2 separate regions of the Mus musculus genome follow, and region 1 is linked to region 2. A link is a loop called in an ENCODE intact Hi-C map of the cell type or tissue named here. Cell type or tissue: left cerebral cortex. All regions are shown on one strand. Links, peaks and the distances in the headings refer to the core of each region. The heading gives the core; the rest is flanking DNA.

Evidence for each region. A loop is a pair of places that touch in the nucleus more often than their neighbours do. Peaks named below come from ENCODE experiments on the same cell type or tissue, not always from the same donor. Only the 100,000 strongest peaks of a DNase experiment are listed, where the experiment ranks them.
Region 1: a loop joins it to region 2, with 5 times the contacts of the local background. A loop is called at or near these places in 6 of 42 quality-filtered maps.

The regions. Positions count from the first base shown.
Region 1 is chr6:120,574,966-120,590,313 of GRCm38, reverse strand. No RefSeq gene overlaps it. Among named protein-coding and RNA genes, the nearest start is that of 1700072O05Rik, 28 kb to the right of the region's middle. In left cerebral cortex, for the core only: CTCF peaks have their summits at 8,394 (motif pointing left) and 10,097; DNase peaks (open chromatin) are centred at 4,330, 10,127 and 10,854; H3K4me3 peaks cover 1,276 bases; H3K27ac peaks cover 397 bases.
Region 2 is chr6:120,659,255-120,674,602 of GRCm38, reverse strand. It overlaps Cecr2 (CECR2, histone acetyl-lysine reader), which reads right to left and starts at 8,289. Exons shown (of 19, transcript NM_001368706.1): 1 at 7,896-8,289. The coding sequence starts at 8,021. In left cerebral cortex, for the core only: no CTCF peak of the experiment used is centred there; DNase peaks (open chromatin) are centred at 7,403, 8,089, 8,674 and 9,025; H3K4me3 peaks cover 2,836 bases; H3K27ac peaks cover 1,344 bases.

The sequences.
Region 1 (15,348 bases), core at 3,627-11,626, 83 kb after region 2:
CAGCAAGGGAGCCAAGGCACTCTGAGAGGGTAATTCTGCTAAAAGGAGAAAGGCCAGGGAGCTTGGAGGTTCCCAGGCAGGGATGAGGGCAACTAAAGGGGGAAACCCTTGTCAAAGGAAGGGAGACCTTCCATAGGAGAAGCAGGGAGGAGGGGAGGAAGAGGAGGAGGAGGAGGAAGAAGAGGAGGAAGAAGAGAAGAGGAGGAGGAAGAGAAGAGGAGGAGGAAGGGGCAGGCAGAGGAGCACTGGAGATATAGATGCTGCTCTTTTTTTTTTTTTTTTTTTTTTTTTTTTGGTTTTTCGAGACAGGGTTTCTCTTTTAGCTCTGGGTGTCCTGGAACTCACTCTGTAGACGACCAGGCTGGCTTCGAACTCAGAAATCCGCCTGCCTCTGCCTCCCGAGTGCTGGGATTAAAGGCGTGTGCCACCACGCCCAGCTTAGATGCTGCTCTTGTAGCCAACCCTAGTTCAGTTCCCTGATCCTGCTCTAGTGGGCAGTGACAACTCTTAGAAGACGATCTTTATTTGTTCTTATACCAGGTGTGGTGTTACACATCTGATTGTTTGCTTGTTTTGTTCTATTTTATTTTCCGGAGACAGGGTTTCCCTGTGTGGCCCTGGCTGTCCTGGAACTCACTCTGTGAACCAGGCTGACCTTGAATTTAGAGATCTGCCTTCTGAGTTCTGGAATTAAAGGTGTGCACCACCACGGCCCGACTGCACATGTATACTCAGGAGGACCACTGCAAGTTTGAGGCCAACTTGGGCTCTATCCCAAGAGAAAATAAGCCGGACACCATGAGTCTGATCCCTGGGACACACAGGTGGGAGGAGGTCACCAACCTCCAGAGTTGTATTCTGACCTTTACTCAGGCAGCATGGCATTCCCTGTCCCCAATAGACGCAATATATTTACTTTTTTTTTTTTTTTTGGCCACAGCCGGTTACAACAATAAAATGTAAAATATGCATGAGAAGCTGGGCAGTGATTGGACGTGCCTTTAATTCCGGAAGGCAGGGGAAGGCAGATCTATATGAGTTCAAGGCTAGCCTGGTCTACAGAACTAGTGGACATCCAAGGCTACACAGAGAAACCCTGTCTCACAAAGCCAAAAAGTGGGGGAGGGAGAAATGCATGATTATCTTTAACACACTTGACTGAAAACAGCTCTCTCTGCCTGTCAGCAAATATTCACCGAGTGACTGACAGCTATGCCATGGTATAATGTCAAATGAATGGTCAGAAAGGAAAAGAATCCCATAGGAGAATCGTCCAGATTTTGACAGATCAGAACCAGTTCTCATTGTTCAGTTAAAAGGAATTGACCAAGGCTAATGTCACAGCAGTTTGGGGAGGCTGCTTGGTGACCAGCTTAGTCAAAGACAGCAGAGAGTCTGTCCTTGAGGTACAGTTTCCATCTGGCTATGGAGATAAGGCTTGAAGCCAAAATAGCTAGTGAACATGTTCCCAAAAAATCCAGTAAGTGACTCATGCAATTTCAGCATCTGGGAGTCGAAAGGCAGGACCTTAAGTTTAAGGCCCGTCTGAGTCTGAGCTACACAGAAACTTCATCTCAAACAAGAACAGATTTATAGAGCCTGTTGGCTCATTCCTGTAATCCCAGCACTCAGAAGCCTGAGGCAGGAGAATTGCTGCAAATTTGAGGCCAGCCCAGTGCTACAGAGTGAGATTCTATCTCAAAAAACCAAGAAGCCAGTAAAGGAGACTGCTAAGCCTAGGGCCTGAGGACCTGGGGGGGGGGGGGGGAGAATAAACTCTTTTTCTTTTTCTTTTTTTCTTTTTGATTTTTTCGAGACAGGGTTTCTCTGTGTAGCCCTGCTGTCCTGGAATTCACTCTGTAGACCAGGCTGGCCTTGAACTCAGAAATCTGCCTGCCTCTGCCTCCCAAGCATTGGGATTAAAGGCGTATGCCACCACTGCCTGGCTTTCTTTTTCTTTTTCTTTCTTTTTGTTTTGTTTTGTTTTTTTCAAGACAGGGTTTCTCTGTGTAGCCCTGGCTGTCCTGGAACTTACTCTATAGGCCAGGCTGGCTTAAAACTCAGAAATCGGCCTGCCTCTGCTTCCCAAGTTCTAGGATTAAAGGCATGCGCCACCACTGCCCAGATCAACTCTTTTTCTTTTCTTTTTTCTTCTTTTGGTCTTATGAGACAAGATTTCTCTGTGTAACCCTGGCTGTCCTGGAACTCACTCTATAGACCAAGTTGGCCTCAAACTCGCAGAGATCTATCTGCCTCTGCTTTTTAGTGCTGGAATTTAAGGTATGCACCACCACCACCCATAAATAAATAACTAAAATAAACAATCTAAAACAAAACAATACAAATAAAACATACAGACAAGAATTCAAACATGTGGGGCCAGAGTAAGTGGGGCTGGAGCAAGCAAAGACCTGAAGTTCAATTCCCAGCAACCACATGATGCCTCACAACCATCTGTACAGCTACAGTGTACTCATATACATAAAATAAATTAATAAATCTTAAAAAAAATAATTCAAACATGTGAAATACTTCATTGGCTATGTGGTCAGTCTATCTCTTTATTATCTATTATCTATCATCTATCTTAGTTATTTCCTATAGCTGTTAACACAATGGCCAAGGTGACTTATAATAGGAAGAGTTTATTTGGGTTTAAGAGTCCATGATTGGGCTGGCAAGATGGCTCAGTGGATAAGAACACTGACTGCTCTTCTGAAGGTCCTGAGTTCAAATCCCAGCAACCACATGGTGGCTTACAACCACCTGTAATGAGATCTGACACGCTCTTTTGGTGTGTCTGAAGACAGCTATAGTGCACTTATGTATAATAATAAATAAATCTTTGGGCCAGAGAGAGCAGGGACTGAGCAAGCAGGGCCGACCAGAGCAAGCAAGGTCCTAAAAATTCAATTCCCAACAACTGCATGAAGGCTCACAACCATTTGTACAGCTACAGTGTACTCATATACATAACATAAAATAAGCAAATCTTAAAAAAAAAAAAAAGAGTCCATGATCTATCAGGCATGGTGGCACATACCTTTAATTCCTAGCATTTGGGAAGCAGAGGAAGATGGGTCTTAATGGGATCACCAGCCTTGTCTACATAGGTCCTGTAAAGAGAATATGTATTGTGTGGAAGCATCAGCTGTAGATAAAAAGCCCATGGCCAATGAGCTGAGGCAGGATTAGAAGGTGGGACATCCAGCAGAGAGGAGGGAAGATTCTAAGAAATAGTCAGGCATGAAAGGTTCACCCCAATGCTGATGGAGACAGATGTACGGACCTGAAGAAAGGTAGCTAGTCATATGGTAGGACTTAGAATAGAATAAACGGGATAATAGAGGTAAGAGCTAGCAGAAACAAGTCAAAGTTATGGCCTAGGCATTTATTCCTATAGAAGAAGTCTAAGAGTCATTATTTCAGGGAACAGAGGCCAATGGAAAAGCTCATGAATACAAGTTCTAGGACATACAGTGAGACCCTGTATCAAAAAGAAAAAGAAAAAGAAAAGAAAAGAAAAGAAAAGAAAAGAAAAGAAAAGAAAAGAAGAAAGAGATCACAACCATCAAAACAGGGATTTGTGGCTTGCTGGAGCAGTAAGCTGAGAGCTCATATCTTAAACTGTAAGTGGGAAGTGGAGAGAATTAGGAACAGCTCATCTCTCTCTCTCTCTCTCTCTCTTTTGAGACAGTGTTTCTCTGTGTAGTCCTGGGGCTGTCCTGAAACCCACTCTGTAGACTAGGCTGGTCTTGAACTCAGAAATCTGTCTGCCTCTGCCTCCCAAGTGCTGGCATTAAAGGTGTCTCTGCTGTGGAACCCAGGGCTTCAGCCAGGCTCTGAATCCAGCTACCACCGATCCACATCTGCCACAATCTGATGAGTGAGTCCATAGGTGGTCAGTGTGCTCCATGCAATTGTTAACCTAACAATAGGTTCTGGGGTGATCTGGGGAGAAGGCTTCTTTCCAGTCAGATGTTCTCCAACATTCTTCTTCAGGTCAGTTTATTGAGCTGTTTTTGTGTGCCAGGGCCAGGAGGACAAGAGACTTTCTTCTATCCTTGTGTCACTGTCCCTCTGGGTGTATCTCCATTCTAATTACATACTTATTAAATTTTACAGTTTATTTATTTGCTCAACATTTATAAAAACACAATCCAAAACGGTTTATAATTAATGATCCAAGTCCTATAAGCCCTGAATCCATATTAAAGGCTGGGTTTGAAGTTGGCCGGGGCAGAAAGCCAGGACTCAGGCAAGCACTGCAGTCCTGGAGCCTCAAAAAGGGCTCTGGGTTGCTTGGTGGCTCCCTTAAAATGGGAAAGAATGTGTCTGGCAAAAAGGAAGAGTTTCCTGTGTAATCTTCTAGGAGCAGCATTCTGGCTTGCTTCTCACCAAGGCCTCTGTCACACACAGCTTTGCTCAAGCGTGTTCAGTTCTGTGCAAGCAGAGTGCTAGGCTCCCTTGGGTGTGTCCCCCCCTCCCCCCATCCGAATGCTCTGCCTCCTCAGCTGAGTGTACACCACTGACCCCATTTCAAGAGTCTGCACAAGGCGCTGGGGATGCAATCCTGTTAGCAGTGTGTTTGCCTAGCATGCCCTAAGGCCCAGGTTCCGTCTCTAGTTACAGAAGGGAACTGGGTCCCCGTCTTGGTTCTTAGTCTTCTTAATAAAAGAACTTAAGAATAAACACAGACCACAGTGAGGAGGATATAGAATAAACTGAAACAGAAGCTCAAGGACAATGTGATTACAGTGGAAAAGAAAACCCCAGGGCAGGCAACCTATAAATCTCAGCCACTGCCCAGGGGAGCATGGAGGGGAAAACGGCTGTGCCATTTAAGCTGGCATGAGGTCAGACACGTGGCAAACAGCCACACGAGGCTGGAGAGCACTAGGAAAAAGAGTAACAAAGCCCTAATGTTGGGGAGACCAAAAGTGTTGAACAAAACATGCTTAGGAAGAGAGAGGAAGAAAGAAAGGAGAAGTAATAGTCCCCTGAATAATTCTGAGAAGCAGGCAGGTTTATGAAGCTGTGTGGTGACCCATAGCTGGTAAGCCACTGTGCTAGGAGAAGGGACTCTGGGAGGGAAAGTGCGGTGTCTTATTAAAGGACTAATTATTCTGCCCATCTTTTTAGCAATGGGTTTTTGAATTTTTTTCCTCCTTTTTTACTGTGTGTGTGTTTTTGTTTGTTTTCTTTTTAGTTTCCTTTCTTTCTTTTTTTTTTTTTTTTTTTTAAAGATTTATTTATTATTATATGTAAGTACACTGTAGCTGTCTTCAGACACACCAGAAGAGGGAGTCAGATCTTGTTACAGATGGTTGTGAGCCACCATGTGGTTGCTGGGATTTGAACTCTGGACCTTCGGAAGAGCAGTCGGGTGCTCTTACCCACTGAGCCATCTCACCAGCCCCAGTTTCCTTTCTTTCTTTTCTTTTCTTTTTTTTTTTTTTTTTTTTTTTTTTTTTTTTTTCTGAGACAGGGTTTCTCTGTGTAGCCCTGGCTGTCCTGGAACTTACTCTGTAGACCAGGCTGGCCTCGAACTCAGAAATCTGCCTGCCTCTGCCTCCCAAGTGCTAGGATTAAAGGTGTGTGCCACCACCTCCCGGCTCTCACTTCATTCTTCCAGTTACCGGGTTCTTAGTTGCTGTCCAAGACTATTTTGAAGATAGAGGAGCTGGGCTGAACTGACTGGAAAGACGCAAGGGCTCCTTGAGGAGAAGCTGGTGTTCAGCGCCAGCCCTGCCAGCCTTTGAAGTCATGGAGGATGAGCAGACATCTCCTTTTTCACTTTACTAGGCTGTGAGCCCTTGAAGGGAAGAGAGAAAGGCCTTTCTTTTATGTGCATGTGTGTGGTGTGCATGTATGCGGAGCCCTTTAGGTGTCTGCTTCAATTGCTTTCCACTCCACTTACCAAGGTTGGTCTCTTGCTGAACATGGAAATTGCTGATCTGCTTAGTTTACCCAGCTAAAAGGCCTCACGGACCTGACTCTGCCTCCCTAGCACTGGAATTGCAGGCAGGCCATCACAACCGACTAGATTTTACATGGTTTCTGGGCATTTGGACTCCAGGTCTTTATACATGGTAGGTGCTTTATCCAATAAAAGTGTGGCCAGGCTGGGCAGTGGTGGTGCACGCCTTTAATCCCAGCACTTGGGGGTAGGCAGATTTCTGAGTTCGAGGCCAGCCTGGTCTACAAAGTGAATTCCAGGACAGCCAGGGCTACACAGAGAAACCCTGTCTCGAAAAAACCAAAAAACCAAAAAACAAAAAAAAACCCCCAAAAAACCCACAACCCCCCCAAAAAACTCCACCTCTACAAAGAGACAGAAAAGTCTAGAACTGAAGCTCTTCCACCAAGACAGCAACCTCTAGTGGCAGGGATATGTTGATTGATGCCAGCCTCTAGGGTCCTGCCAACCTGCTCAACAATGGGCCTCGTGTCTGATTGATTTGTTGTTGTTATCAACTTGACCTAAACTAGAGTCGTTCTGGAAGACAGAGTCTCTGTTGAGACTATGCCTCCATAAGACTGGCCTATAGCCACGTCTATTGGCTTTTTTGTTGTTGTTTGGTTTTTTTTTTGACTGATGTGGTGGGATCCAGCCCCTTAGTACCATGGATCTACCCATGTCGTGCCACCCTGGGTAGGGTGGTCCTGGGTGATACACAAAAGCAGGCTGAGCAAGCCATGGGGACCAAGCCAGTAAGCAATACTCTTTTATGGCCTCTGCATTGGTTCCTGCCTCCAGGTTCCTGCCTTGATTTCCCTTCATGATACACTCTACGTTATAAGCTGAGATTAAACCCAAGTTGCTTTTGGTCATGATGTTTTCTCACAGTTGTAGAAACCTAAGGCTCTCCTGGCCCCCATCCATTTTACTTATGTGTATGTTTGTTTGTTTACATGTTTATTTACTTATGCATTTATATGTGGCAATGGTACCCATGGAACCCAGAGCCTCATTATGCTAAACATGTGTGAAGTTCAAGAATCTTTTTTTTTTTTTTTTTTAATTTTCGGAACAGGGTTTCTCTGTGTAGCCCTGGCTGTCCTGGAGCTCACTCTATAGAACAAGTTGGCATCGGACTCAGAGATCTGCCTGCCTCTGCCTCCCAAGTGTTGGGATTAAGTGTTGCCCCTTGTTTAGAAGAAAAGTGTTAGAGGGTGTCAACCCTCCCCCTCTGCAGCGACACCCCGCAGAGTCTCAGTTCCCACTCCCCTGAAAAGGGCAGAAGTTCTTCAGCTTGCCGGAGAAGGCAGGCCTGTAATTCCAGCTAGTAAGGAAACCTGGGACGGCTGGCTCGAGCCCAGGTGAGTGAGACCCTACCTTAAAAATGAAAAAGGATTTTTAAAAAAAGGACTGATGACCACAGCTCAGTGGTTGAGTTTAGAGTGTTTAGAAATAGTGAGCCCCTAGGTTCAGTTGTTTCTGGGCTTACATTTTATATCCAAAAGGATTGTACTAGTTTTGCTTTTTAATTTTTTAACTTTTTTTTTTATATCCCATTTCATGAGTTTGGGTGTTTTGCCTGTATGTGTGTCTGTCTGTACACCCCTTGTGTACCTGGTGGGCATAGGATCCCCAGGAACTGGAATTACAGACAGTTGTGAGCTGCTGTGTGAGGTCTGTTAATTGAACTCAGGTTCTCTTTAAGAGCAGCCAATCTCGCCAGCCCTGCCCCTCGCCTGCACACCCCCTCCACACCCCCCCCCCCTAGTCCTCAGAATAAAAAAAAAAAGAAAGAAAGTAGGACATTGAGGAAGTCCAGTAAAAAGATGCTTTGGCTTTGGCTTTCACATACCTTTGTGCACCTTTGTGACTGTGTTTTTGCAGTGGTGGGGACAGAACCCACAGTGTCATGAGCACCAGCATGCATTCCACCAGTAATCTATAAATGAGGTATATCTATGGGGCTGGGGAGAGATGGCTCAGCAGTTAAGGATACTGTTCTTACAGCGAACCCAGGTTTGGTTCCTAATACAACAGGGTGGCTCACAACCATCCATTGTAACTCCAGTTCTAGAGGAGCTACTTCCTTCCTCTGACCTCAGCGGGCACCAGACAGGCGTGTAGCACAGACCTACATGCAGGCAAAACACTTACACAACACGTTAAAATAAACAGCAGGGCTCACATCTTCAATCCCAGCACTCAGAGGCAAAAGCGGGGGATCTCTGTGGGTTCAAGGCTAGCACGGACTAGCAGGAGAGTTCCAGGCCAGCCTAGTGAAAAACCCTGTCTAAAAATAAATAAGTGCTGGTGAGATGGCTTAGCAGTGGTTGAGAGCTCTGACTGCTCTTTCAGAGGTCTGGAGTTCAAGTCCAGCAACCACATGGTGTTTGACAACCATCTATAGGGGGATCTGATGCCCTCTTCAGGCAGGCAGATGTATGTGCAGCAGAGCACTCATACATTAAATAAATAAAATTTAAAATAAATAAATAAATAAATGACTAGCTAAATTATGAGGCAGGTCCTTTTTTATTTAAAAAATTTCTATTAATTAGTTAACTAGTCAATGAATTGTGTGTGTGTGTGTGTGTGTGTGTGTGCACGGTGGCCAGCACCTTTAACCTCTGAGCTCTCGTCAGGGCCCCCTTTTGCAGTTTACCAGTGAGAAAACTAAATCTGGGGGTCTGAGGAAGTTGAAGTCTCTCCTTCAAGGCCAGAAAGCCTTGACTGTCGTCCTGCCCAGCCCTGTGCTAAGTTGGTCTCTTGGCTGCTTACCACACCAAACAGCATTGTGCGTTCAAATACCTGATGACAGTCTGGGTGAAGCTCAGTGGCGGGGCCTTTGCTCCGCATATGCAGTGCAAGGCCCAGCTTTGCCCTCCAGCACAAAGGGATGGGAGGTTCGAACAAATGAAAGGCAGGCTTGGGTCCTTCAAACACAAGCCCTTCTGCATAAACTGTAAAGACAAATTTATGAGGAACTAGAGGCACAGCGCGGGGAGTGTTGGGGGCCTGGGAGGTGGGAGGGTGGAGTGGGGGTGCCAGGGGGGTGAGGGTGTAAGGACAGAAAAACAGGGTGGGGGGCACCAAGTTTTATCATCTTAAGCTTCTCACAGTTGAGGTGGCTGGCAGTGCAGGGTTCAAGCTGTGAATTGCGCTCAGAGCCTCTAGGGTATCTCACCAGGCAGCTTAGGGCACACACTTGCTCCCTGGGAAGAGGCACTCTGGAGTTCCTCTCCTGTGTCCCCAACTAATGGGACCTTCTGTTAATGCCTGCCATTGGCGCTGGGGACCTATTAAGCCCTAAGCTAACTTAGGGCTTCTGACTACCAAACCCAAAGTGTGTTGTCACAGGGACACACCAAGCACAATAATATATGTGATATATGTAACATGTGTCAGAGCACATCATATATATGCCTCTCTTCTGCACTATCAAGTATTACAAGAGGTGACTTGACTTTCTCCCGGGTGTTTTCCAGAGCCCTCTATCCCAGAGCCTACTTCCCCTGCAGTCTGGAATGGAACTGGACCCCTGAGGGCTCCTCTGTACAGATTAACCCTTTCCTTTCACTCTTCCTGTCCCTAGCAAAAGGGCTCTGGGCCAAATGGCCAGACACTGGCTCCAGGGCTGGCGGATGCCATAAACCTGTTTTCCTTGGGGACTCCAGAGATCCATGCCTGACTTTCAGAAGCACAAACGTTTTGTTTGAAATGGCCTCGGGAGGAGAGAGAGAGAGAGAGAGAGAGAGAGAGAGAGAGAGAGAGAGAGAGAGAGAGAGAGAGAGAGAGAGAGAGCGCACAGGGCTCCAGACACGTGTTCCTCATTTGCCATTGGTGGGGCACAGGGGCGGCGGAGGGGCTGGGGGGGGGGGCGTGTTGCGGAGTAAGTGCCAGCAGGAGAGAGGCAGACTGCAGCAGCTGCTGCCGCCACCATGCCACCAGGGAGTGAGGCTTCTGGGGGGAATGGAGGGAGAGAGTGCACGGAAGAAGGGGTGGGACTTGGGGACGAGGGCGGTGTCACTGGGGAGGAGAGAGCAGGTGGTGGCTTGTTTATCTGCTCAGCTGTTTTGTATCTCTGAGCCTGAGCGCCAGAGACTGAGACCAGAGCAGCTGGGAGGAGGGAAAGCGGTGCAACTAGGAGCCCTAGTGGTCTTTTGCCTTAGTTACAGGTCTCGAAACCAAAGCAGAGCCGCCGGAGGGAGATCCACGTGGGTGCTGTACTCCCTCCTCTGTCTGTAGGGTTGCTTGCGGCCCATATGCTCACTTCTGCCGTGCAGACACCCTGGCAATGCCCTCTTGCACAGTGCAAAGGTTTTCACTGGGTAGTCACCCCCTGGGCTGACACTGGCACAAATGCAATGTAAATATCCCTGGGTCTCACTGGCACAGTCTTATACGTTAATTGGCATGGCCCTGGGGGTGGGGCGGGCAAGTCTGCCAGCTCCTAGCCTCGGTAGCAACCCAGCCTGTTCCAGTGGATGCCATCTGGGTGCAAACAGGTCACCACCCCAATTTCTGCCCGGTTTGTCCCAGCATCTCCGTCCATAGGCAGGGACTTCCCCTCTCCTGTACATATATAGTCCAAGACCAACGGAGTTACTAACGGGTCCCCTTCACACCCCAGTGCCTCTGTCTCATTTGCATGCTAAATTGTTCAGAGGCAAAGCTCCAGCTTAGTTTGCCCTGCCGCCTTTTGACCAGGTTAATAAACACAGCGGCTTTAGCGCAGGAGCGTTTGGGAGGGAGTCCACCTTAATTACGGTAGTTTGAGAGTTCACTCGCTGTCTCCGCGGCCCTTCCTCCAGCTTTGTTCTTGTTTGTTTGTTCAAATGAGAACGTTTTTGGAGACTTTGGTGCCCGAGTCCCTCCCCTCCCCATGAGGATTGCCAAAGGTCTCTTTCTGCCTTCCTCATGGAGCACAAAGCCAGGATGGCTCCGCTGACAAAGGGTCTGCTCCCCTGGCACTGGGCCTAGGGGTTAGGATGGGGTAGAAAATGCAGATGCCTGTGGGGCTCTTTTAAGCTGCCAGTTTAAAGACACATACAAGCTCATGCTCGCGCGCGCTCACACACACACACACACACACAAACCACCCCACAAGCCACCCATGTACCAAGGGCTGCTGAGCACTGCTCCTCTGACCTCTCTCACCTGTGTCCGGAGGGGGCAGGGCAGGAGGGAAGCTTGCTCAGCCTGTTCAGCCTATGGATGTGCACAGCCACGGCCTTGGTTTTGGGATAGGCTGACTGTGGAAGCTCAGGGATACAGGGGCAGTTTGCAGCTCCCAGAGGCTAACGCTGCTCTTACAACTTTGGTGTTTTGGAGCCATGTTCCCAGGGCTGGATCCTCCCGTGTAAAGAAACAGGATTGTGCCTCTAAGCCCACCCTTTCCCACTTTACAGATACGCTGGCTTTTAGAATGCCAGTTTCCTTGTCTCTAGCCCATTTCCTTTTCCAGACACAAGGCAATCCAATGAAAGTTCTCTCTTCGTGGCAGCAGGTCCCACAGCTAGCCTGTTTAACTGTCTGTTCTTCAACCCCCGCAGCTTTCGGCCACCCTATTGTCGTCTGGTCAGTGACAGCACCTCCACCTTCCTTCTACACCAAGCAAATTCTCTAGTCTTCACTTATGAGAGATCAGAGCTTCAGCTGGCACCCAGTCAATTGACCGGCCAGCTTGGTTTGCAGTGCTGGGGATGGAACCCACAGCCTGGCTCATGCCAGATAAATGCTCTACTCTTGAGCTATCCCCAGCCCTTGTCATTTTGTTTGTTGAGACAAGGTCTCAAGTACCACAGGCTGGCACTAGATTTGATATGTAGACCAGGCTGGTCCCAAATTTGTGGGCAGTCTGACTCATCCTACCAAAAGGTGGGATCGCAGTCACACACCACCCCAGCCTGCCCCTAAAAACAAACAAACAACCCAAAAAAACTTCATTCTTAGATATGGGTAATTGTCAAGTAGTTTTGGTAGAACCCAAGGACTCAGATTCAAGCCTAGTGTGCCACTATACCAGGCTCTGAATAAACTACCAACAGGAGGCTTTTTCCTCATTCAAATCTGTCTCTGAAAGTGGGATTTTATCTTTCATCTTCACAATACTGTTACTGTTCGCTCCTAAATAATTTTTATTTTTAAAATGCTTATTTTACTTTATATTTATATCCTTTTTGCCTGTATGTAATGTATGTCTGTGTGCCATGTGTGTGTGTGTGTGTGTGTGTGTGTGTGTGTGTGAAGTGCCCTTAGAAGCCAGGAGAGGGCACTTTATCCTGGTGTTAAGGATGGCTGTTACCCACCCTTGTAGGTGCTGGGAATTAAACTCCAAACCTCTGGAAAAGCAATCAGTGTTCTTAACTGCTAAGCCATCTCTCCAGTCCCGATCTCACTACAACCACTGCCACCTCCACTACCACCCAACCATCATCAATACCATCATCACCACCTACCACTGTCATCACCAATGGCAGCCATCTTCAAGCAAGTTATCAAAATTCTCTCTCTCTCTCTCTCTCTCTCATTCTCTCTCTCTCTCTCTCTCTCTCTCTCTCTCTCTCTCTCTCACACACACACACACACATACTACAAAGGAAAAAGAAGAGAAACATATCCCCCCACCCCCACCCCCCAAGATCTCCAGGAAAGTTAGGAAGTGGAGTTGTTCCTTTGGCCAGGTGTCTGTGAATCTACAGGAAGTCACTTTTTCTGTAAGCATCAAGGTAGCAGGCACTGTTCAAAAAGGAATGTCTTGTAAATGTTACTATGACATCACCCAGCATGCTGTGGGCATCCTTGCATGCAAGCAAGTGAAGGGCAAGATGCTTGCCGAGAGAATTAGTGTGCAGATTGAGCATATGGACCACTCTAAAACAACATCCTGAAGTGTGCCAAGAGAAACGATCCGACCACACCCAATGCCAAAGAGAAGGGCACAGGAGTCAGCTGGAGCTGCCCCACTAAGAGAAACAGTCTTCTTCTTCTTCTTCTTCTTCTTCTTCTTCTTCTTCTTCTTCTTCTTCTTCTTCTTCTTCTCCTTCTCCTTCTCCTTCTCCTTCTCCTTCTCCTTCTCCTTCTCCTTCTCCTTCTTCTTCTTCCTTCTCCTTCCTCCTCCTTTTTCTCCTTCTTCTCCTTCTCCTTTTTCTCCTCCTCCTCCTCCTCCTCTTCTTCTTCTTCTCCTTCTCCTTCTTTTATGTAAGTTATACATATGAATGCTCTGCTGCATGTAAACCTGCATGTCATGTCAGAAGAGAGCATCAGAGCTTCTGGGTGCTGGGAATTGAACTCAGGACCTCTGGAAGAGCAGCCAGTGCTCTGAACCACTGAGTCATCTCTCCAGCCCAAGAAACACACTTCTTTGTGGGGACGAATGAGGAGCCTAAGCAACTGAGTCTGTTCCCCCTGAAGTCATGGCCTAGACTACAAAGTGTTGTTCTTAGAAAAGATGAAGACAATGTAAACAGTAAAGTAGTGTGTTTATGATTGTGTGCAACCTTGGGGTAGGAACTGCCATTATGGCCATTAGGTCTGGTAGGTGGGGCCTGGCCTTTGGAGTTCCCAAGGGAACAGGGCCTTGCTGGTGGAAGCTTGGTGTACCTCAGTGAGTCAAAGTAGTCAGGACCTGGAGGTCTCTGGGAGCAGGTTTACAAGGGATCTGTAGGAGCCTCAGGGAAAGCCCTTCTGCCAACTGGGTTGATGTGAATATCCAACATTCCTCCCTTTTTTGTTTACTAAAACAGTCAGTGACCAGGGAAGGAGGCAACATTATCTTTAGACTGGTTCTTGCCTAATGGGAGCATCAAAGTCCTTTTGGGACAAGCTTGATCTTTGCCACCAGGGTATATAGGTGTCACAGGCCTCTGGTTCCATAGCTGGGGGTTGGTAATCCTGTACTAGCAACGGATTAAAAGTCTTCTTAGAAATCTTTTGACTCTGTTGTTGAAAAAAATCTAGATAGGAAGTTTCTGAGGCAAGAATAGTAAGATCAAGAAAAAGAGGAGGGGTGGGGGTTAGGAAGGAGGATAGCATGGCACTGGTCAGTACACATCTTTAATCCCAGCACTTGGAAGGCTGAGGCAAGTGGATCACTGAGTTCAAGACCAGCCTGGTCTACAGAGGGAGTTTCAGGACAGCCAGGGCTACACAGAGATAACCTATCTCTTAAAAAAAAAAAAAAAGGCCGGGTGGTGGTGGTGGATGACGCCCTTAATCCCAGCATTCAGGAGACAGAGGCAGGCAGAACTTTTTAAATTCAAAAGCAGCCTTGTATACAGAGGAAGTTCCAGGACAGCCAGGGCTACACAGAAAAATTCTGTCTTAAAAATAAATAACTAGGGAGCTGGAGAGATGGCTCACTGACTGCTCTTCCAGAAATCCTGAGCTCAATTCCTAGCACCCACATGGTGGCTCACAACCATTTGTAATGGGATCTGATGCCCTCTTCTGGTGTGTCTGGTGTGTCTACAGTGTACTCACATAAATAAAATAAACAAATAAAGAGATAGAAGGGTAAAGGACTGGGTGGATTTGTGTATATTAATTTGAAACAACCTAGAGTCACCAGAAGGGAAGGAGCTTCATTTGAGGAAATGCCTCCATGAGGTCCAGCTGTAGGGAATTTTCTTAATCATGGGGAGGGCCAAGTCCATGGTGAGTGGTGCCATCCCTGGGCTGATGGTCCCAGGTTCTATAAGAAAGTGGACTGAGCAAGCCAGGGGAAGCAAGCCAGTAAGCAGCACCCCTCCATGGTCTCTGTATCAGCTCCTGACTCCAGGACCCTGCCCTGTGTAAATTCCTGTCCTGATTTCCTTCAATAATGAAGAGCAATATGGAAGTCTAAGCCAGATAAACCCTTTCTCCCCAATTTGACGTTTGGTCATGGGGTTTCATTGCTTCAGTAGAAACCCTAAGACAGGTAGTGTCCAATTTCATATTGGACTGTCACCAAGCTGCTGCTTAGCATTTTCAGAGATCTGTCTGGAGGTGTTAGGTCTTGTCTTTTACTATTACTTATTTTGCAATTGGTTAACATAGAAGCAGCATTCCTCCCCAAGGAAGAGACAAAGACCATCTCTCTCTGCTGTTAGTAAATCTAATTCTTGTCACTTTCGTAGTGAGACAGTGGCCACTGAGTATATTTGGCCCTAGAGCATGAGGATGGTCTGAACCACCCACTGGGGATCCTGGAGGAACCAAGAGGAAAATGAATGGTAAATATCTAGGGAAGTAGTCAGTCCCCCCTCCTCAAGTGGTGACACCAGAGGTTATGCCCAGAACTGCAGAAAGGGTAGGACCCCAATCACTGTTTATCCTGCCATGCCCCTATAAACCCAGTGATGGGAACTGGCAAGAGCTCTTCACTCTTTTGGAAAAAGGAACAC
Region 2 (15,348 bases), core at 5,016-13,015:
AATCCACATAATTCACACACATACCAAGCAAGTATGGACCTGCAGCTTCTATCTGGTACAAAACTAACTTGTAAAGTATGGAGAGTTGCTTTGAGTTAACCCATGGTATTAGCCACACTTAGAAAGTCCCTCCTAGAAGCCAGGAATCAATCATCTAGTCTGAAATTCCCATGCTACCAAAGTAATCTTACTAAGATGACACTTCGTGTCAAGGGCAAGTGAGAGCCATGATTCATGCCTTTTGAAAACGTGTTCCAGATTTGAAATGCGGTAGTAGAGCTGGCATGGCCAGTAGGAGGCAGCAGGTCCAGCTGTCTACACCACTACGTTTTGACTCTTCCATGGACAGAAGATGGCTTTCAACCCTCTGCTGCCACAACTCTCATTCTGGAACCTTAACACCCATGGAAGTCCACCTTTAGACTCTGTTATCAAGGCCTATACTACCCAAGTTGGATTTTACGTTTTCCTGTGTTCCAGAAAATGAAGCAAAGCTGAAGTTACAAAGCAAGCCAAATACCAAACCAAAATGGAGTGTCCTTCATGGATGAGAGACCAACCCTTCTGTAACTGTGGGAGATTCTCAACTCTCTGAAGCTCCCAGTGGTACAAAAGGAGGAAAAAAAAAAAATGGGGGTGGGGCCAGGAAACTAGAAAGCCTTTCTTTTTAAAAGGCTGGAAAAAAACAGAAAGATGAGCTTTCCCAAAGCTCCTTTACAAAAGGACATCCTCCACTTCAGGATCCCAAGATGCATCATGGATTTCCTCTTGTGCAACTGTCCTCCTCATCCCTCTATAGAGAAAGAGGATTCTGACTCTTCAAAAGGTAGAAAGCAGGAAGTTTTAAAAAGGATCTTCTGTGGACCAACAATATACAACTGTGTGGATGACAGCTACAGGTTGTGGTCAGCCCCAGGGACACAGTTCGTGTTTTCGGTTGAGGCTGGAGAGAAGCTTAGTAGGTAACAGCACTGGCTGCTCTTCCACAGGACCCAGGTTCAATTCCTAGCACGCACATGGTGGCTTGAAGCTTTCTGTAACTCCAACCTCAGAGGATCCTTTCTCTTCTGGCCTCTAAGGGCACAAGGTACAGATTTGTATGCAGACAAAACAAAGATACACATAAAAATAGTAATTTTTAAAAAATTGTTTTGTTTCTATTTTTGAGACAGGGTCTTTCATAGTCCTGGCTGGCTTAGATCTTACTACGTATGTGTAGCCCAGGTTGTCCTTGAATTCAAAAGAAATCCACCTGCCTCTACTCCAGAGTGCTGAAATTAAAGGTGTTCACTACCCCACCCATCTCTAAATAACTAATCTAAGTCATTTATCTCAGGTCCATTCAAATGCTATCTCAACATACAATCTCTATCCCTCTCTTAAATTGAAGAAGCCATTCCTTAGCATGACCCTGTGCAAGCCTCCCTGGACTTCATTTCTTACACCCTGTGACATACTGTATCATTTGTCCACTAAGAAGAGGGCAGGTGCTTTTGAAACTTAATTTTTATTAATTTATTTTGTATTAGCTGGACATGGTGGAACCCTTAAGAACAACTACTTGGGAGGCAGAGTCCAGCCTGTTCTACAGAGTGAGTTCCAAGAAAACCAGGGCTAAAAAGAGAAAGCCTGTCTCAGAAAATAGTAACAACTTTGTGTGTGTCTATGTGTGTGTGTAATATATGTATGCCATGGAACACATGTGGGGGTCAGAGGAAAACTTGAAGGGGTTGGTTCTCTCATCCTAATCATGTTTGGTTCAAGGGATAAAATTCAAGTCCTCACAGTTGGCAGCAAACTCCTTTATCCATTGAAGAATCTCACCCACCAAGAGAGCAAGTATTTTTGTGTTACACACATAGCTGTATCTCCATGAGCTAGTACCCTGCCAAGCACATAGATGCTTTATAAACATTTGTCAATAGGAATTATTACATTAACTTGACTCTCTGCACTTACTTCAGAAATTTTAAAAATATCAGACAAGGGGACTCATACTTAAAACCCAGCATTCCAGACGCTAAGTCAAGAGAATTATAACAAGTTCTAAGACAGCCTGAGTTACAGAGTAAAAACAACCCTGTCTCAAAAACAAAAAAGCTAGGCAGTACAGTCACACGCCTTTAGTCCCATTGTACTCAGGAAGCAGAGGCAAGTGGATCTATAGGAGTTCAAGGCCAGTCTGGGACAAGATCCAGGACAGCCAGGACTATACAGAGAAACTCTGTCTCAAAAGACTCAAAATAAAATATAGGGTGACGGGATGGCTCAGTGGGTTAGTTTTAGCCATGAAACCTAAAAGGCTAGATTGAGATTCCCAGAACACACATAAAGCCACCAGATATTTCAAACATGTAAGAAGCTACACTCCGCCGGGCGTGGTGGTGCACGTCTTTAATCCCAGCACTCAGGAGGCAGAGGCAGGTGGATTTGAGTTCGAGGCCAGCCTGGTCTACAAAATGAGTTCCAGGACAGCCAGGGCTACACAGAGAAACCCTGTCTCAAAAAAACAAAAAAGAAGCTACACTCCAGCTTGTCCTGATCTCCATATATGAAACACATACCTAATGAAAAAATAAAGATCTTTTGAGCCAAGAACCCTTAGACATGCCTTCAATACAAATAATTAAAACGTCCACAAAACTGTGAAAAGACAACAGCAACACAGATTTTGGAGTAAAAGCCCTGAACCTAGGTAGAAATCCTGTGCACACAACCAACCTCCCCAAACTTCCAATCCCCACACATCTGTAAAATGAGGTTAACATCTACATAGTAGTTATGGGCAGCGAAGTATAATGAGACAGTATTTTTTAGATTTATTTATTTATTTCATGTATATGTGTGTACACTGCCGATGTCTTTAGTGGGCATCGGATCCCCATTACAGATGGTTGTGAGTCACCATGTGGTTGCTGGGAATTGAACTCTGGAAGAGTAGTCTGTAGTGCTCTTAACTGCTGAGCCATCTCTCCAGCCCACGAGACAGTATTTTTAAGAAAATACAATCCTATATGTCTCACTTACTAAATTACTATGACCTGTGATCTCTGTGACTTCAAGACCAGCCTGGTATACAAAGCAAGTTCCAAGACAGCCAGAGTTCTTAGAGACACCCTGCCTCGAAAAAACCAATAAGAGAGAATTTTATTGAAGTCTAATACCCACCCTGACAGCACTTGTTCCTATACACAAACAGAATCTATCCCCTAAACACAGCTGATACAACTAATCTATGTTTAAATTTCAGCAAGTTTTATTACTTATATTAATTATAATTCATGGCTCATTCTCTTGATTAAAGGACTAGAAACAGGACTACAAAGGGGAGAATACAAAGCTCTCTATATACTGGCCCTACATCATCCTGCTGAGTGAGGTACTTCAGCAACACACAACCACAAACAGAAAGAAGACACAAGGCAGGGAAGATTAAAGCTAAAAGAGCAAGAATCTCTGGGCAGTAAGTAGTAGCACAAGCCTTTAATCCCAGCACCCAACTTAAATTTTGTTGTTATGAATCATAATGTAAATATTTGTGTTTTCTAATATTAGGCAACCTCTATGAAAGGTTTGTTCAACAGCCCCCCCCCCTCCAAGATTGAGAACTGCTGCTCTAAAGTTATGAAAAATTGTTGTCTTTCACTGCCTTACTTCAACCTGAAGCAAGTACTTAAAGAGGTCAATTATCTTTGTTTCAAATCAGGGTAAAACTTAACTAACTTAATCCACTACAATATTAAGTACAAAACATTTGGCTTTAGCTAAATCATATATAAATGGATTCTATTATCAGCAAATGTGGCCAAAGAGGTCCAAATATGAGATGCTTTGGTGATTAGATGGTTCATCCCTATAAATCAAACAACTAGGGAAGCTTAGGTAGAATAGAAAGCTTGCTTAGTTACTTATTCACAAACCCTAAATGCAAAGTAGGACTAAGAGAGAGAGGAGGGGATGGGGGGGGGGGGGCCTGGGGTTGTACCTCAATGCCTAGCATGCGTTAAAACCCTGGGTTGTCCTAATACATTAAAAAAACAAAAACAAAAACCCCAAACAGTGTAGTAAGTGTTCAGTGATAACCAACTACTAAAGGCAGTGTCTTCAATCTATTACTGTCCAACTACACATAGCCTCTTCAGAAAATTAAAAGCAACATCTATGTATGGCAAACATATCAGGAATATAGGAATTTCTAAATATGTTAACAGAAGATTTTTACTCAAGTGTCAGGATACAATTTTAGAGTTACCAGCTTCCCAATGACTGAGTTATTTTAATTATTTTAGCTGTATTTTGCTAAAAATTAAGCTTTATATACTATTCATGTCTTGTTTTGAAAACCAGGGAAGGAAATTATGGCAACTGAGCTACAACCCTATCATAAACTAAGAATCTGGAGCCACTGAAAACATTATTATTGTACCCTCAGGTTTTTGTTCTGATTATTTTAGAACCTTTATTTAAGGGCAGCAATTCATGAGTGTTCAAGCTTATCTTAAAATGAAAAGCAAAAAAGTAGGGCATGGTGGCACACACCTCTGATCTCAGCACTCAGGAGACAGAAGGATCTCCAGGAGTTGGAGGCCAGCCTGGTCTACATTGTTAGTTCCAGGCCAGCCAGAGCTACATAATGAGACTCTGTCTGGTAGAAGTAGTCTCAGGGCTGGAAAAGACTGTTCAGTGATGCAGTGCCTGCCTGGCAAGTGTGAACACAGAATTCAATCCCCAGCGCCACATACACCACAGAGTCAAGTATGTTGACTCTTCTGAAGAAATGATCAGTTTAAGGTTAATTAACAGAGCGCAAAAATATTTTTACATACAAAAATAAAAACATCACCACTTTAGGGACCTTAAGTGGGAGGTCTTGACCTCTTACAGAACAGCATCAAGAATCTTAGAGCCTTTCACCTGAGAGATTTTGCTTGGGATAAAAACAAATCCTTAAGGATTCCTGCTTTGTCAATGTTCTATAAATCCAAAGATTCAGCCTGGGAAAGAGGAGTAAAATGAGATCTTTCCCACAACTGAAAACTGGTGTCCTAAAGGAATGATGTCTGGTTTTAACTATTTGGTAATCAGTATTCTTCATTTCTAGCTTTTCCAGTGTAATTAGGACTTTCCATGTGTCTAGCAGGTACATTCAGCTCCTTACTGGTATATTTTTACTTTAAGACAAGGTCAGCCGGGCAGTGGTGGCGAACGCCTTTAATCCCAGCACTTGGGAGGCAGAGGCAGGCAGATTTCTGAGTTCGAGGCCAGCCTGGTCTACAGAGTGAGTTCCAGGACAGCCAAGGCTACACAGAGAAACCCTGTCTCGAAAAACAAACAAACAAACAAACAAAAAGACAAGGTCTAAACTAACACTGTTCTGTAAGACCTAACCCATAAACTAGTTGATGTTTTTCAAATCACCAAAGAAAAAACAAAAACAAATTTACTGTTAGCATCTTTGGGGAACTCTGCATTGTTGATGGATCAAAGTCAAATTTCTTAAGAGAATGAGAATTTTAGATATATTTCATCTTTCAGTAACTAATCAAAACCCTAAATAAAATACAGGAAATACAGAAGGGGAAAACCACTATCATGTTCCACATTTATTGATCATCTCCATAGGGAAAGGGAGAAATGGCTGGTAGTATTTAAGGTATGTACATGTTGGAATCAGGATAGTAATGTGCTGAATGTTGTTTCAAGTAACACACACTTTAAGGAACAAAGTGCATCTTCCAAGAAACACATAGGAGAGATGGCTCCCTGTGAAGGAAACTAGTACCAAGCCTGACCACCCAAGCTTGACTCCTGGGGCTCTCACCACCAAATGAATTCCCTCAAACTGTCCTCTGACCTCCACAAGCACTCCCTGACACATGTACACCCACACAGCATAATTTTTTCTTAACCACTAGAATTAAGAGACACCATGTCAAGTAGACCTGATTATTCACCATGTAAAGGACAGTAACAGCTTACATTTCCGAGAGGAATTAGGCCAACAAACACTGAGAACCTCAAGTTTACTATTTAAAGATAGAAATTAGAGGTTAACTTTAAATATGTTGAGTATAATTAAGACAAAATGAGTTTCCTCTACCTTTTTATCAACAAAATGGGAATACAAGGACTTGGGAAAGTGCCATTTCTCCAACAGTGGCGTTTTCAAATGTACTCAATTTGTAATCCGCACATCAATTTATTTCCTCTTGAAAGAAAATGGGTTGGGACAGGTTTATCAGCACCCAAGACAGCAATTGTCACAAGCACCAACACACACACACATACACACACACACACACACTGCAGCCATTTTGAACAGCAGGATTTAATTAGACTACTCAAGATTTCAAACTAACTAAAAGGAAACACAGGACATCAGAATCATTAATCATCATCTCTTCCCCTTTAAGATTCCTCAAATCGTTAATCTTTGTAGTCCGATTTCATTACAAAATTTCATCACAAAAATGGTCCTTACACTCCTGTTCAAACTTTGTAAATAAACGCTTTGAGTTGCGTTTAATTGCCAAGTTTCATTTTCCTAAAGCCTGGAGAAGCCCACGACCTGGAAAATCCTACCAACCTTTTCACTTTGTTTTAAAGTCCCTCCAAAAGCCATCGAATGGCCCCAACTTCAGTCCACATTCCTCTTCACCTTCCTAACCTACACCCCTTGTAATCGGTTTAGATTTCCAATTTCGTTAACTTTGCAACACGAGGAAATTCCCACGCTTCATTCATAGAAGCAAGTGATATTTCTGCAAACACAACGGACTTTAAAAAATAAAGGTGTGCGAAGACCTCAAGAGTCAACAAATTAAAATCAAGATTCGGGGGGGGGGGGGGTGAAGAGGCAACCACAACGGTCAGACTTCCCAAATAAATTACTTTAATTTTGATTACTTCCATTGTAAAGGCAGTCACAAAACTGAAAACAGTAACTGACCAACAACAGTTTCTTGTACCTTTGTCCCAAGGAAGAAAAAAAAAAAAAAAAAGGGTGATTAAGTCCCTACAGACAGGAAAAAAAGCAACTCAACCTGCCAACCAATCAGTATTTCACAATTCCTTCCAAAAATAAATGCCAGGATGCTGCTTCGGACCATCTTATACATTCCGTTTCCCACACTCCCGCCACCGTCCTTGTCATTAGGACCCTCGGATTTTAGTCCAGTTATCACAAAGCCTCGGGTCTTGAAAGCACCTTCGGCCTGGCCAGAAAGCCATTCCTTTCCTCCTCGCTCGCCCGGGGGAATAATGGTGGCGAAATCAACTCAGAGAGAGAGCTCCCGGAATACGGACGGCTGCGCCTTCCTCCGTAGAGGAGCTGTTTTAAAAGGGAGGGGGGCCCAAACTTTCCCTCCACAGTCTCGGCGTCCCGAGCGACGGTGAGCGACGGGCGGTCCCACAAGGAGAACGCCCCAAGCCCAGGCCCCATCTGCGCCCGCCCGAAGTTGACTCGAAGCGCCCGAGAGTTACGGGCCTCCGCAAGTCCGCCAAGTGCGACCCGGGCGAGCGTCTCCCGAGCAACGCCGCCCCTGCCCGAGGCCGCTCCCGCCCCGCCGCTGTGGCCCCCGGCGCGTGAGCCCGCATCGCGTCCCGGTCCCCGCCTGAGCAGCTGCTCGCCGCCTCCGAGGCTCCAGCGGGGAGCGCGCGCGCACTCTCGCCCTCAGACCGGCCGAGAAGTCCCGGGAGAGCCCCGGGGTCCCGCGCCGACAAAAGCAGGCTCGACCCCCGCCGGCGAGAGCGCGCGGGGCCACGGGGAGCCCGTGCCGGCCGCCAGCCTCGTGCCCGCCGCCGAGCCCCCTCGCCGCCCGCACTCCGCGCCAAGTCGGCGGCCCGCGACTCCCCGCAGAGAAGCGCGGAGAAAGGGCGCAGCGCCGGCTACTCACCTCGATCTCGAAGTCGGGCAGGCGGAACGCCGTGCGAAAGAGCGAGCAGAAGTGCGCGATGGCCGGGACTTCCCACCAGGAGCGGAGCTCGCCCAGCCCGGCCGCGCCGCCTTCCTCCGGGCACATCTCCCCGCCGCGCTCGCTCACTCGCTCTCGCTCGCTCGCTCGGACTCCGGCCGCCGGCAGCGCCTCTCACTCAGCGCGCGGCGGCTCCCGCCGCTCGGCGTGAGCTCAAGCGGAGGCGCGGCCGGGCGGGGGGCGGCGGTCCGACTCGCTCAAGCGGCCGCTGCTCGGGCAGCCGGCGGGGGCCGCGCGCTCGCCCCGTCCCGCCGCGGCCGTGCGGCCGCCCCCAATCCCATACAATATAATCCACTCAGCGCTGAGGAAAACAGATGGGGCTGGGGGTGGGGAGGGGGCCCGGCAGAAACCTGGGAGGAGGGGCCGCCCACGAGGAGGGGGCGGGGCCGGCGCGCACCACAACAACAACCCCGCCCCCACCCCTGCGCGGACAGCTGCACCGAGGGCGGGGGAGGGGGAGCGGGCGAGCCGCGCCCGGGGAGGGGCCGCCCGTGACGCGGAGGGGCCCGCGCGCAGCCCGCGGGCGGCCGGGCGGGTGGGAGCCGCGCTCTGCCGTGCAGGTGTTTGGGGCCGGGGAGTTCGGCGACTTTGGTGACGGAAGACAATAAGGGTCTCTCCCACCCCCACGTGGCCTCAGTGGTCGAGTCCTTTTAAAGGGCCCGCGGGGTGGTGCTCTTGCTGGGGACTCGCTCCGGGAGTGCGCACGTGTGGGATTTCAGTTATTACTGCTGTGGAGGGTGGCGCGGGACAGAGCGAGTGGGACGTCCACGCTGGAAACCGGAGGCCCGGGGAAACGACGCGCTTTCCACCTGTTCTTTAGCGCTTTTTTATTTTTATTATTATTACTATTATTAGCCTATCTGAGAACGGGACTTAAGGGAGCGCTAAAGTGCCTCGCTTCTCCAAGGGAAGAAGGTGGTGGGGCTGGTTCGGCTGGAACCGAGTAGGATGGAGGGGTAGAGTGTGGCGGGAAGGGTGGAGTAGGGGGGAGGCACCAATCAGCAGCCTAGCGGGAAGAGCAATTTCCCCCACCCCAGGGAACGGACACGTGCAGCCGCCCTGGAGGAGACTGGCTTTGAGCCCTCTGACTGCCCTCGCCGGAGCGGAGCGCGGCTGCTGCGGGCGCGAGTGCTCACAATGTGGCTGGGAGGCTGGGGGATGGGGAAGAGCCTGGAGACTAAGGACGTGTGTCCGGGTGGGGGTGGAGACCTGCCCGGGCTGCGGGAATACGCTCCGAGAGGAAGGTGCTCGGACTTTAGAAAAGTTAACTGCTATTTAGGACGGTGGAATTCTGTCTAAACCGGAAGGGGAAAAAATCACCCCCGAAATAGCCCAGAAGTTTGGAAAAACTACGTTGTAGTAGCGCCTATTTGTATTGGTCATTTGCGCTTGAGCAGTTCTACTCTAAGAGTCCTGGCTGCTTCTTTAGTCCACCTCGCCAGAAACACCGCCCCTTAGGTGCACTCAAATTCGGCTGTTTAGATAGGTACAACCCTGGAAAGAATAATAGGGAGCGAGTTTGTGAGATAGATGTGTAAGTGGGAGGCCTGGCTCGTTCCTCCTCCCTCACCTATTCTAATTACTTTAATAACTAACCTCTTGTGTCTTTGTAAGGCAGCACTTAAAAACACTAAAATCCTTAAGTTATATATCCAAGTGTGCCTTTTGTGAGCCAACTAACCTTAAGATACTTCATCTTCCCTCACACTGCCCTGTAGGTGAGAGTTAGCAACCCCTACACGCTATCTATCCCATTTTTATTTTTAAAGTTTGTTTTTGAATGTTTTCAAAACGCAGCTACTCTGTAGATACCTCATGAATGGGGGTGGAGGGATACAGGAGGGCTCCGTGGAACTTTTTTGTGAGTCTGTAGCCCAGGCTGGAGCCTCCATGTTTGACTTGCCCTGAACTGCTGTGCTCTTCATGTATCACACCATTTTCCTTTGAAAAGGGTTGCATGAAGCCCAGACTAGGGAGCAACAAGCTCTCTGCACCTTGAACCAATCCTTCCTGCACTTGCTGGGTGCTGGGGTTACAGACACTCTGGGTGCTGTGGCGTTTCTTAACATACTTGTGTCAAAGCCATTATGTTCTGACTGTTTGTTTGATCCTTCCTCCCTGGTCTCCCTGATCCTCCTATCACTCACTTCCATCTTTATCTTTTATCATTATCTAACCTTCTTAGCTGGCATCTCAGTTGTCATTACTATAGCCTAATAATAATTAACAATACCAGAAAGCAGAAAGATAAGAGAGATTTGGCTCCTTCTTAATCACTGTGATATTGAGTGCTCGTTATACCCACTACTCACCCCCATTGTAACTTCTCCCTCTGCTTATTCTCATGCTGCCAAAAGTCCTGGAAATGAAAGGTGTTGGGAGCCTGGAAGTGCTGTACTTCTGCCCCTTAAAGGGGGTCAAGATGATCGGGACCTCCTTCCTCTGAATGGATTTGCCTCAGAGGCCTGTGTCTGCTTGAATGTCCCATATGGGTTAGTGTGACACCAGCCATTGACTATTACCAATATGCAACTCTGTTTCAGTCTGGCTCTGGTCCGACGGTTCTTAGGTCCGACCATTGGATTAGACTGGCTACTGTTGAACAGCCACTTCCTGGACTTGGCAGCCCTGGATCCTTGACTCGGCTCCGAACACTAGTTTTGCCTTTCCCTATGCCTACCTGCTTCAGACCTGTCTCCTGGACTAACTTGGAATCTAGAATAAGGACCCCTGTGGGAATGCAAGTATGGGAATTCTTAAAACAATTGTCACCTGTTTGGATTGTTCCTTTTGCTCTTGATTTGTTCCAACCTAGCCCATTCTCTCTCAGATCACCAGAGTTAGCTAAGTCTTCCCTATACCATGTCTCACTCTTGTTCTTTTCTACTCTTGAGCAGTGCCTTTAACCTCCAGTGATGCTGAGGCTACCTGGAAATAATTCTTTTATTCTCTCTACAGCTTCCATTTCATAACCTCTTCTCCCTGGGTATTTTCCATTAAAGGGGAAATTAGTCCTGACAACTTGAGTTTGAGCCCCTGACCCCACTTGGTAGAAGAAAGAGAATCAAACACCATCTTGGCACACATGCACACCCACACACATAGAAAACAAAAGCATGCCGGGCAGTGGTGGCACACGCCTTTAATCCCAGCACTTGGGAGGCAGAGGTGGCAGATTTCTGAGTTCAAGGCCAGCCTGGTCTACAGAGTACAGAGTGAGTTCTAGGGCAGCCAGAGCTATACAGAGAAACCCTGTCTCCAAAACACCAAAAGAGAAAAAAAAATTTTTTTTTAATTTAAAAAAAAAAGAAAGAAAAAAAAGCACTCGGGAGGTAGAGGCCCAAGAATCACAAGTTTAAGTCTAGCCTCCACTACACAAAACCAAAGACTAGTTTAGATTACATGAGAATCTGTTTCCTTTTCTTTTCTTTCTTTTTTTTTTTTAAGATTTATTTGTTTTATGCAAGTACACTGTCGCTCTCTTCAGACACACCAGAGAGGTAGTTGCTAGGACTTGAACTCAGGACCTCGGCAAGAGCAGTCAGTGCTCTTAGCTGCTCTGTCATCTCTCCAGCCCACAGATTCTGTTTCAAAAACAAAATAGGGCCACAAGATGGCTGAGAGGATAAAGGTGCTTGTCACCAAGTCTGATGACCCAAGTTCTGTCTAGCAGGAGAGAACTGACTTCAGCAAGATGTCTGTGACCTCCATAGGCATGCTATGGTATGGTGAATGGATGCATGTAATCTCAGTGCTCAGGAGAATGAACCAGAAGGATGGCCACAAGTTTGAGGGTAGCCTGAGCTACATGGATTAAGGACCAGCCTATTCTAAACAGTGAGATTCTTCTATCTGTCAAGTACTAAAATTAAAGAGGTGGGCCACCATACCCAGCCTAATTTTTAAAAGTTACTCTATGTGTATGGGTGTTTACTGTAATCTTCTGTATTCTGTATGTGTGTGCTTAGTTTTTCTGGGAGCCAGGAAAAGGTGTTGGATCCCTGGAACTGGAGTTACAGATGGTTGTGAATCACTGTGTAGGTGTTGGGACTCAAACCCGGGTCCTCTGGGCAAGCAGCTCTCGCTCCTAAGCAATACATCATCTCTTTAAGCACCGCCATCACACACACCACCCCTTCCTAACCTACAGAGGCTCACTGTGTTTTCCCAGCAATCTTTAACTCACTATTTAAGATCAAGCTGGCCTCAAACTCAAAAGATGTCCTCAGTGTCCTGAGTGCTGGGATTAAAGGTGTACACAGACAGCCTTGCCTGATCAGACTGCCTATATCAGGGGCTCATTGCTTAAGAACTGCTCTTTGAGAAGACCTGAGTTCAGTTCTCAACACCTGTATAGTGGCTCACAATTGTCTTCATCTCCGGTCCCAGGGAGACAACCCCTTCTCACCTCCATGGATACCAACCATGAACATAGTGTACTTACATACATCAGGCAAATCACTCATACCCATAAAAGAAATGAATCAAGACTTAAGCATATGTATGTTTATGGGTGTGGGAGAATGTGTGAGTGTAGGTATGTATGTATGTGCACCACATGAGAGCAGAAGCCAGGCAAGATCAGAAGCGAGCCTTGGATTACCTGGAACTTGAGTTGCAGATGGTTGTGAGTTACCAATGGGTGCTGGGAATTTAACCCAGGTCTTCTGTCTGTGATTGTTTTACAAGACCACACCCAAACATTTCACTATGCTTGTTTGTTTCTTTTGTTTTTCACTTTTTCAAGACAGGGTTTCTCTGTATAGCCCTAGCTATCCTGGAACACACTCTGTAGACCAGGCTGGCCTCGAACTCACAGATCTGCCTGCCTCTGAGTCCTGAGATTAAGGTGTGTACCACCATACCCTACTAAAAATGTAGAGCCCAAGCTAGCCTTGAACTCGTGTTCCTCCTGCCTCTGCTTTCTTCAAAAAAACCCACTGGGGTGTGCCACCACAACCAGCAGCTTTCATTTTTAAAATGAAGCCAGGCTAACATCTTTATATTTTAAATTCATGTTTAGTATCATGGCATACACCTATATTTCCATTACTTGGAAGGCAAAGTCACAGAATTGGCAATGTTAGAACAAACTAAAACACATGAGACGGCACTGGATAGATAGATAGATGGCTCAGCAGGTAAGAGTGCTTACTGTAACCAAAGGGGTTGGGGGGGGAGGAAAGGAGGGAGAGAGAGAGAAAGAAAGAGAGAGAGAGAGAGTTAGCTGGGCATAGTGACATGCAGCTTTAATCCCAGCACACTAGAGAGCCAGAGATAGGTGGATCTCTGTGAATTTGGAGCCAGCCTGATCTACAAAGCAAGTTTGAGGACAGCCAGGGCTATACAGAAAAACCCTGTCAAAAATTGATTAAAAGAGTCTTTACTGCTATTGGAGAAGAACTGGGTTCAGGGTTCCCAGCACCCACATAGTGGCTCACAACTACCTAAAACTCCAGTTCTGGGGGATCAATACCTCTTCTGATGGCCCAGGACTTCTACATGCATGTGGCATGTGGTGCACATACACACACACAGAGTTTAAATCAGGGCAGGCATGGTAATGCACTCATCTAATACAAGCATTTGGGAGGCAGAGGCAACAGATCTCTGTAATTCCAGGCCAGGCTGATCTACAAAATGAGGTTCTCATAGTGAGATCCTGGCTGAAAAATAAGTTATTCTCCACTGGTAAAATGAGCCAATTCAAGCCAGGTTAGAGTACATAAGGGCAGATTTATTGGGAAGCCACTCTGGTGGGTTCACTGGTCCCAAGGAATGAGGCCAGGGAAGTTATCATTAGGGGAGACCGAGGAAAGTTGGAAAAGAAAGAAAAATGCAAAGAGAGGGAAAGAGAAGGTGGGGAAAGACCAAAATGTCTGGATTATATAGGGAGGAGCTTTTGGGGAAGAGAAAGCCCAGTCCCTAGGCTGGAAAGTTCAGGGCAGAGGGCCAGATGTGCCAGGTAGGGACTGAAGGACGCTGGGAGAACCTGGAGGCCAGGCCCACTTTGGTATGTTAAATCTGCAATTCAGCTGGGCAGTGGGTCTTCAATCCCAGCACTTGGGAGGCAGAGGCAGACAGATCTCTGAGTTCAAGGCCAGCCTGGTCTACAAAGTGAGTTCCAGGACAGCCAGGGCTACACAGAGAAACCCTGTCTTTAAAAAATAAAAATCTGCAGCTCAGCTGCTTGTCTTGGGTCTAAATCCCAACAAATAATCAAAAATAAAATAATAAAAATAATAGTATAAACTTAAGGGGATAGGCAGTGACTGGGATGAAAGTGAATAAATAAAAACAATTTAATTCAAAGGCTATAGGGTGTAGTTTTTGTTTTGTTTTTAATTTGGACTTGTAAGACATGTTTCACTGAGTAGCACTGACTGTCCTGGAACTTTCTCTGTAGAAAAATGAGGCTGGCTGGAACTCATAGAATTCAGCCTACCTGTCTCCCAAGTACTGGGGTTAAAGGCATGTGCCACCACAGCCAGGCCAAGGTGTAGCTTTGTAGCAAAGTTCTTGCCTAGCTCTGAGTTCAGTCCCCAACACTGCCAAAATTTTTAAAATTACATTTAACCACGACATATCAGTTATTCACTTGCTGGTCATACAAGGATAAGACAAATTGAGATGGCTCCATGGTCAAATGCCCCTGCCGGGCAAACCAGGCATCCTGAGTTTGATCCCCGCGTCAAAAATGGTTTGTATCTTTAATTCCATCATCCAACCTCCTGGTGAGATGAGAGGAGACTGAGAAGTCCCCAGACACCCTGCAGGACTAGCCAGAAACTGTAAGAGACCTTCCCTTAAGAAGTGAGTTGGTCCGGGCGTGGTGGCTCACGCCTTTAATCCCAGCAGAGGCAGGCGGATTTCTGAGTTCGAGGCCAGCCTGGTCTACAAAGTGAGTTCCAGGACAACCAAACCCTGTCTAAAAAAAACCCAAAACCAAAACCAAAAAAAAAAAAAAGTGAGTTGGAGGACAGCTGTGGTAATCCACACCTTTAATCCCAGCACTCAGGAAGCAGAGACCGGAAGCTCTCTGTGCAGTGCCTGGCCAACCTGGTCTTCATGTGACCTTGTCTCAAAAATTAAAAAAGAAAAAGGAGAGAGAAAGTTCCTGGGTTAAGAACAACGGCTGCTCACCTAGAAGGCCCGGGTTTGATTTCCAGCACTCACACACAGCTCACCACAGCCTGTAACTCCACTAACAGGAGATCCAATTCCTCTAGGCATCAGGCATTCAAAGTGGTACACAGACATAATAAAATTAAAAGTTAAAAAGAAAAAAACAGATGGAGAAAACTGACCGTGAAAACCTTGTCCTCTGACCTCCACCCACGAGCTGTAGCATGCACTCATAGTAATACGTTTTATA